Regions from separate parts of the Homo sapiens genome. Here region 2 is linked to region 1. Evidence: read pairs that join two places in POLR2A ChIA-PET (ENCODE). Cell type or tissue: PC-9. All regions are shown on one strand. Links, peaks and the distances in the headings refer to the core of each region. The heading gives the core; the rest is flanking DNA. Region 1 overlaps DLG1 (discs large MAGUK scaffold protein 1). Region 2 has its middle 8.1 kb from the start of DLG1.

Evidence for each region. ChIA-PET counts read pairs that join two places held together with the same protein. Peaks named below come from ENCODE experiments on the same cell type or tissue, not always from the same donor. Only the 100,000 strongest peaks of a DNase experiment are listed, where the experiment ranks them.
Region 2: POLR2A ChIA-PET joins it to region 1 with 10 read pairs; 3 of 35 experiments call an interaction of 5 or more read pairs at or near these places.

Annotation. Positions count from the first base shown.
Region 1 is chr3:197,091,721-197,094,640 of GRCh38, reverse strand. The region is part of intron 14 of DLG1 (discs large MAGUK scaffold protein 1); the gene reads left to right. Among named protein-coding and RNA genes, the nearest start is that of MELTF, 63 kb to the right of the region's middle. In PC-9, for the core only: no CTCF peak of the experiment used is centred there; no DNase peak of the experiment used is centred there.
Region 2 is chr3:197,305,263-197,308,182 of GRCh38, reverse strand. No RefSeq gene overlaps it. Among named protein-coding and RNA genes, the nearest start is that of DLG1, 8.1 kb to the right of the region's middle. In PC-9, for the core only: no CTCF peak of the experiment used is centred there; a DNase peak (open chromatin) is centred at 1,642; H3K27ac peaks cover 2,116 bases.

The DNA.
Region 1 (2,920 bases), core at 143-2,642:
GAAGATTATAAGGAAGAGAGTATATAACATGAAAAAGCTATATGCTCTGACAATTTTGATAAGGTACAATTATTAGAAAATGGGGACAGAATTTGAGGATAATATGAAAACAGAATAAGCCTCCTAATTGCTTTAAAGTTTTTAACTGGATATAAAAGGATAGTATTTCCAATCCAATCTGGGAAGATTGCTTGTAGGAGGAGACCAAAAGACAAAAGCCAAACAAAAGTTTGCCATTAGAACAAAAGGACAAGCGTGTCTGAATTGTTACACACACACTTAAAAGAACAAACCATATAGTGAGACTGTGCTCCAGTTACTGTTGCTTCATGAGATACTACCCCAAGCTTAATAGGTTAAAACAGCCTTTTAATAGGTTTTGTAGGTTAGGAATTCAGGCAGGATTCTGGCCAGATGGTTCTTGTTTTCCTTCTGGCATCAACTGAGGTCACTTAGTGGGACTTAGGTGGCAAATGAGCTGCTTTGGAGGGCCCAGTTTGGCTTTGCTCTCCTTGTCTTATGTGTTGGTGGTACTGGCTAGAAGTTTGGGCTCAGAGCACCATCATGTGACCTCTGCAGTATGGTGGTTTTAGAACAGTCTTGTTACATGGTATCTGGCTTCCACTGAACAAGCATTACAGAAGAACCAGGCAAAAGCTTCATGGCCTCTTCTAATCTGACCTTGAAAGTCATACGGGATTACTTTCACATTTTTTGGCATACAAATGACCCAAAGCACTAGCCCAGATTCCAGGAGAGGGGAATTAGATTCCACCTGTCGATGGGGAAATTGCAAGGTCACAGTGTACAAGAGCATGTGGGATGCAGGCATCTTTGGAAAATATAATCTGCCACTGGTTTATTTATGTTAAAAGCTTGAATAAATAAGACAGGATGGTAAGAACAGAACTGAGAACAATTTCAGTTATATCAAAAGTTAATTCATAAAAGCAGACAATTTTCAGGCTTGCTAATGAAGCAGAATTTAACCCTGTGCAGTACATAAGAGTCATACCTACCACAAAGAAGTAAAGGTTAAAAATAAAGGACTGCATATTGCTGTAAAAAAAAAAAAAAGCGTGGATGACATCTTTCTATATTGTGCAGTGATCTTCTGGATATACTTACTATTAAGTGAAAAAAGCAAAGCAGGGAAATGTGTATTCTACTGTTTAAGAAAGAAGAGAAATGTTGGCTGGGCACAGTGGGTAATCCCAGCACTTTGGGAGGCCGAGGCAGGCGGATTACGAGGTCAAGAGATTGAGACCATCCTGGCCAACATGGTGAAACCCCGTCTCTATTAAAAATGCAAAAATTAGCTGGGCATGTTAGCGCATGTCTATAGTCCCAGCTCCTTGGGAGGCTGAAGCAGGAGAATCGCTTGAAGCCAGAAGGCGGAGGTTGCAGTGAGCCAAGATCGCGCCACTGCACTCCAGCCTGGTGACAGAGTGAAACTCCGTCTGAAAAAACAAAAAGAAAAGAAATGTATTATGCTTGTGATGTTTGTGTGTATATATACACACATATATACAGATATAAAAATATGGAATAAATGTAAATGTATTTGCGTGTTTGTGGGTATCTTTATATTGTTTAAATGTTGACATATAAGGATCAGGACAGAATAGGATGAGAAAAAGGGATAGAAGCTGGACTTTTAAATACCTGTGTTTTATAGATTTGACTGTGGAGTTATTTTACCTACTTATAAAATCAATGAAAAATTTTAAAGGCAAATTGAAGTTGAAAATAAAGTACAAATGAATCTAAATGTGTATCCACTTGGCAACAGTAATACTCAGGAAGGAACTATTCCAAGTGATTTTAAAATGGTAATTGGCCAGGTACAGTGGCTCACACTTGTGATCCCAGAGCTGTGAGAGGCCAAAGCGAGAGGACTGCTTGAGGCCAGGAGTTCAAGAACAGCCTGGGCAACACAGCAAGATGCCATCTCTACCAAAAATAATTTTTTAAAAATTAGCCAAGCATGTTGGTGCACACGATGGTCTCACCTACTCGGAAGGCTGAGGCAGGATTGCTTGAGCCCAGGAGCTCAAGCCTGCAGTGAACTATGCTTGTGCCACTGTAGTCCAGCCTGGGCAACAGGGCAGGACCCTGTCTCTAAAAATAAAAAAAGAAAACAATAATTCAACCATACATCTCTAGCTATAGCCTAAGGATTAAAAGCTACAGGAAATAGTTAACTGTTTACAGTAATCATATCATGGTAGTAGTGTTGGTGGTCTAATTCACTGTTGTAATATTGGATAAAACAAGTAAGTCATTATGCCGGTACTTTTATTCTGCTATCTCCACTATCTTGAGAACCAGAATTACTCATATCCAAGAAAGCAGATACAACGCTAAAATAGGAGAGCTTAAGTAAAAACCCAGTGGTCCTAATTTTTCATTAGAAAAACCAGTATAAACTCATGATATATTTTTATGATCTCCATTCATCAGTCTATAGTTTAGCTGTTTCTACACATACCAAAGACAACTTGCCATGGATTGATATTTATTTAATTATGATGGATACATTCTACTATTAAGGCTATTTATGTTTTTATTTTAAGTGTTTTGTTGTAATTTTGAAAGGATAGTAAAATATTTTATTATTAATGTGGAATTTTAAATGTTTCTAAGCTTTTTGATGAATTGTTGCTTCAGTTGAGCTTATTATCCGTAAAACAAAGTTGATGATTATGGTGAAAGAAAGAGTAACTCAACAATAATCATGCTTACTCTTACTCTGTCATCTTAACCTACACAAAATCCCAGAGAAGTTATTTGCTGTAAGACAGGCTTTATAAGAAACTCAGATTTGAAATGACCTAGTTGTCTGCAATTTGTTATAAATAGAGGGGAAAAAAGATATGTGTTTATAACCATGTAACTGCAATATTTTTGAAAAGGTGCT
Region 2 (2,920 bases), core at 195-2,694, 210 kb before region 1:
AAAAAAAAAAAATAGGGAAGCTGGCAGTCATTGACCAAGTTCTGATTATTTTAGGCCAATTACTGCAGTGGTTGTTGTCTGATTTCCTGGGTTGCTTGCTGCAGAGGTTGTGGATCACAGAGTTCTGTTGTCATATATGGTCTGGTGTGTATTCAGTCTTTCATCATATATAGCAATTTCTTGAATTACTTTCTCATCCCAATCCCCCTTGACATTTCAAAATGTAGTGGCACGCAAAGTGACTTGCCAACTTGTTTAAATCCATTCGTTTTTGTTTGTTTGTTTTGAGAAGGAGTCTCGCTATGTCGCCCAGGCTGGAGTACAGTGGCGCAATAGCTCACTGCAACCTCTGCCTGCCGGGTTCAAGCAATTCTCATGCCTCAGCCTCCTGAGTAGCTGGGATTGCAGGTACCTGCCACCATGCCCGGTTCATTTTTGTATTTTTAGTAGAGACAGGGTTTCACGATGTTGACCACGCTGGTCTTGAACACTTGACCTCAGGTGATCCACCTGCCTCAGCCTCCCAAAGTGCTGGGATTACAGGCGTGAGCCACTGTGCCTAGCCTAAATAGTGATTTTACATGGAGTTTTGTCATTAGGAGGAGGAAGAAACTTGACTTTTTCACTCTAAGGGGATCTTCTATTTGTTTCCAGGAATTTTAGGGACTCACATACATATTAAATTTGGAAAGGTTCTGAGAAGTAATTTTAAAATTGTCTATAGGCAGAACCACATTTAAATCTTCCTAGTGAGGCTGGGTGCAGTGGCTCATGCCTCCAGACCTGGCTAATTTTTGTATTTTTAGTAGAGATGGGGTTTTATCATGTTGACCAGGCTGGTCTTGAACTCCTGACCTCAAGTGATCCACCCACTTCAGTCTCCCAAAGTGCTGGGATTACAGGCGTGAGCCGCCATGTCCAGCCTCAGGTTGAAAGCCTTCTCATAATGTGTGGTGACCCTTGGTTGGCTCCTCCTGTTGAAAGCTGAGCTGATTGGAGGCTCTGTGTATATTTGAGATATTTGAGAGGCTCATTGATTGGTCTGCATTCTTTTTTTCTGACAGATTCTCACTCTGTTGCCCAGGCTGGAGTGGAGTGGCTCGATCTCAGCTCACTGCAACCTCCGCCTCCTGGGTTTAAGTGATTCTCCTGCCTCAGCTTCCTGAGTAGCTGGGACTACAGGCACCCACCACCACGCCCTGCTCATTTTTGTATTTTTAGTGGAGATAGGGTTGCACCATATAGGCCAGGCTGGTCTCGAACTCCTGATCTCAGGTGATCCGCCCACCTCAGCCTCCCAAAAGTGCTGGGATTACAGGCCGTGCCTGGCCTGGTCTGCATTCTTGAAGGGCAATAAAATGACCAGCTTGACATTTTTTTTAAGCAGCTTTATTGAGATATAACTCACACACCATACAATTCACCCATTTAAACTGCACAGTTCAATGGCTGTTAGTATATTCACAGAACTGTGAGTCCAAAACCACTGTTAATTTTAGAACATTTTTATTAAAATAAAAAAACCTCATTCCTTAGCCCTCACCTTCCAACCCCTTCCATCCCATGCTCCTCAACCCTAGGCAACAACTAATCTACTTTTTCTCTCTACAGATTTGCCTTTTCTGGATATGTCATCTAAATGGAATTTGCAGTATGTGGTCTTTTGTAACTTGCTTCTTTTACTCAGCATAATGTTTTCAAGGTTCACTCATGTCATAGCATGTATCAGTACTTCACTTCTTTATTTTGCTGAATAATATTATGTTACATGGGCGTACCAATTTTATTTTTCCATTTACCAATTCATGGGTATTTGCGTTGTTTCCACTTTCTAGCTATTACGAATAATGTTGTAATGAATATTTGTGTATAGACACGTGTTTTCAGTTGTCTTTGGTGTATACCTAGGAGTGGAATTGTCACATCCTATGGAAATTACATGTCCAAGTGTTCAAAAAACTCCCAGACTGTTTTCCAAAGTGGATGCACCATTTTACAGTCCCAGCAGCAGTGTATGGGGGTTCTGATTTCTCCACATCCTTTGCAGCACTTGTTATGATGGTAACAGCTGTGTCTTTTTGATCAGAGCCATCCTTGTGGGTGTGAAGTCTACCTCACTGTGGTTTTTATTTGCATTTTTCTGATGGCTTAGGCTTTCGTTGTAAGCCTTCCAACTATGAGTATCTACTGATCTTTCTGAGGCAATTCCATTTTTCTCTCTGAAGGGTACTCCAGCTATGGCTAGCAGGAAGAAGGAGGTGGGTGTGAGGGAGTTATCTCTGTTCAATACACAGATTTTCCCTTAGTTTCCTGTACTATAATGCACCACCATCTTCCTCTGAGTCTAGTAGTTCCAAATCTAAAACTTCTCTTATTCTCCAATAAATCAAATTCTTGCCTTTTGGAGGAGTGAGGGAAGATGGTCACCGGTCTGAATATGTGGGAGCCTGGGCATCTAAATTCCTTTTTTTTTTTTTTTTTTTTTTTTGAGATGGAGTCTTGCTCTGTCACCCAGGCTGGAGTGCAGTGGCACAATCTCAGCTGACTGCAACCTCCGCCTCCCGGGTTCATGCGATTCTCCTGCCTCAGCCTCCTGAGTAGCTGGGATTACAGACGGGCACCACCATGCCTGGCTAATTTTTGTAGTTTTAATAGAGATGGGTTTCACCATGTTGGTAAGGCTGGTCTCAAACTCCTGACCTCAAGCAATCCACCTGCCTTGGGCTCCCAAAGTGTTGGGATTACAGGTGTGAGCCACCGCGCCTAGCCACTCTTCTTTTTATTAAGGATGGAGGAACAAGTTTCTCTTTGTTCTAATATTTTTGGAGTCTTTTTCCAAGAGAAAAAAAGAATAGAGATACAGCTTTATTCTGCTCTTTTGAACCCAAGCTTCTCCAAATTATTATGGTAGCATTTCTTA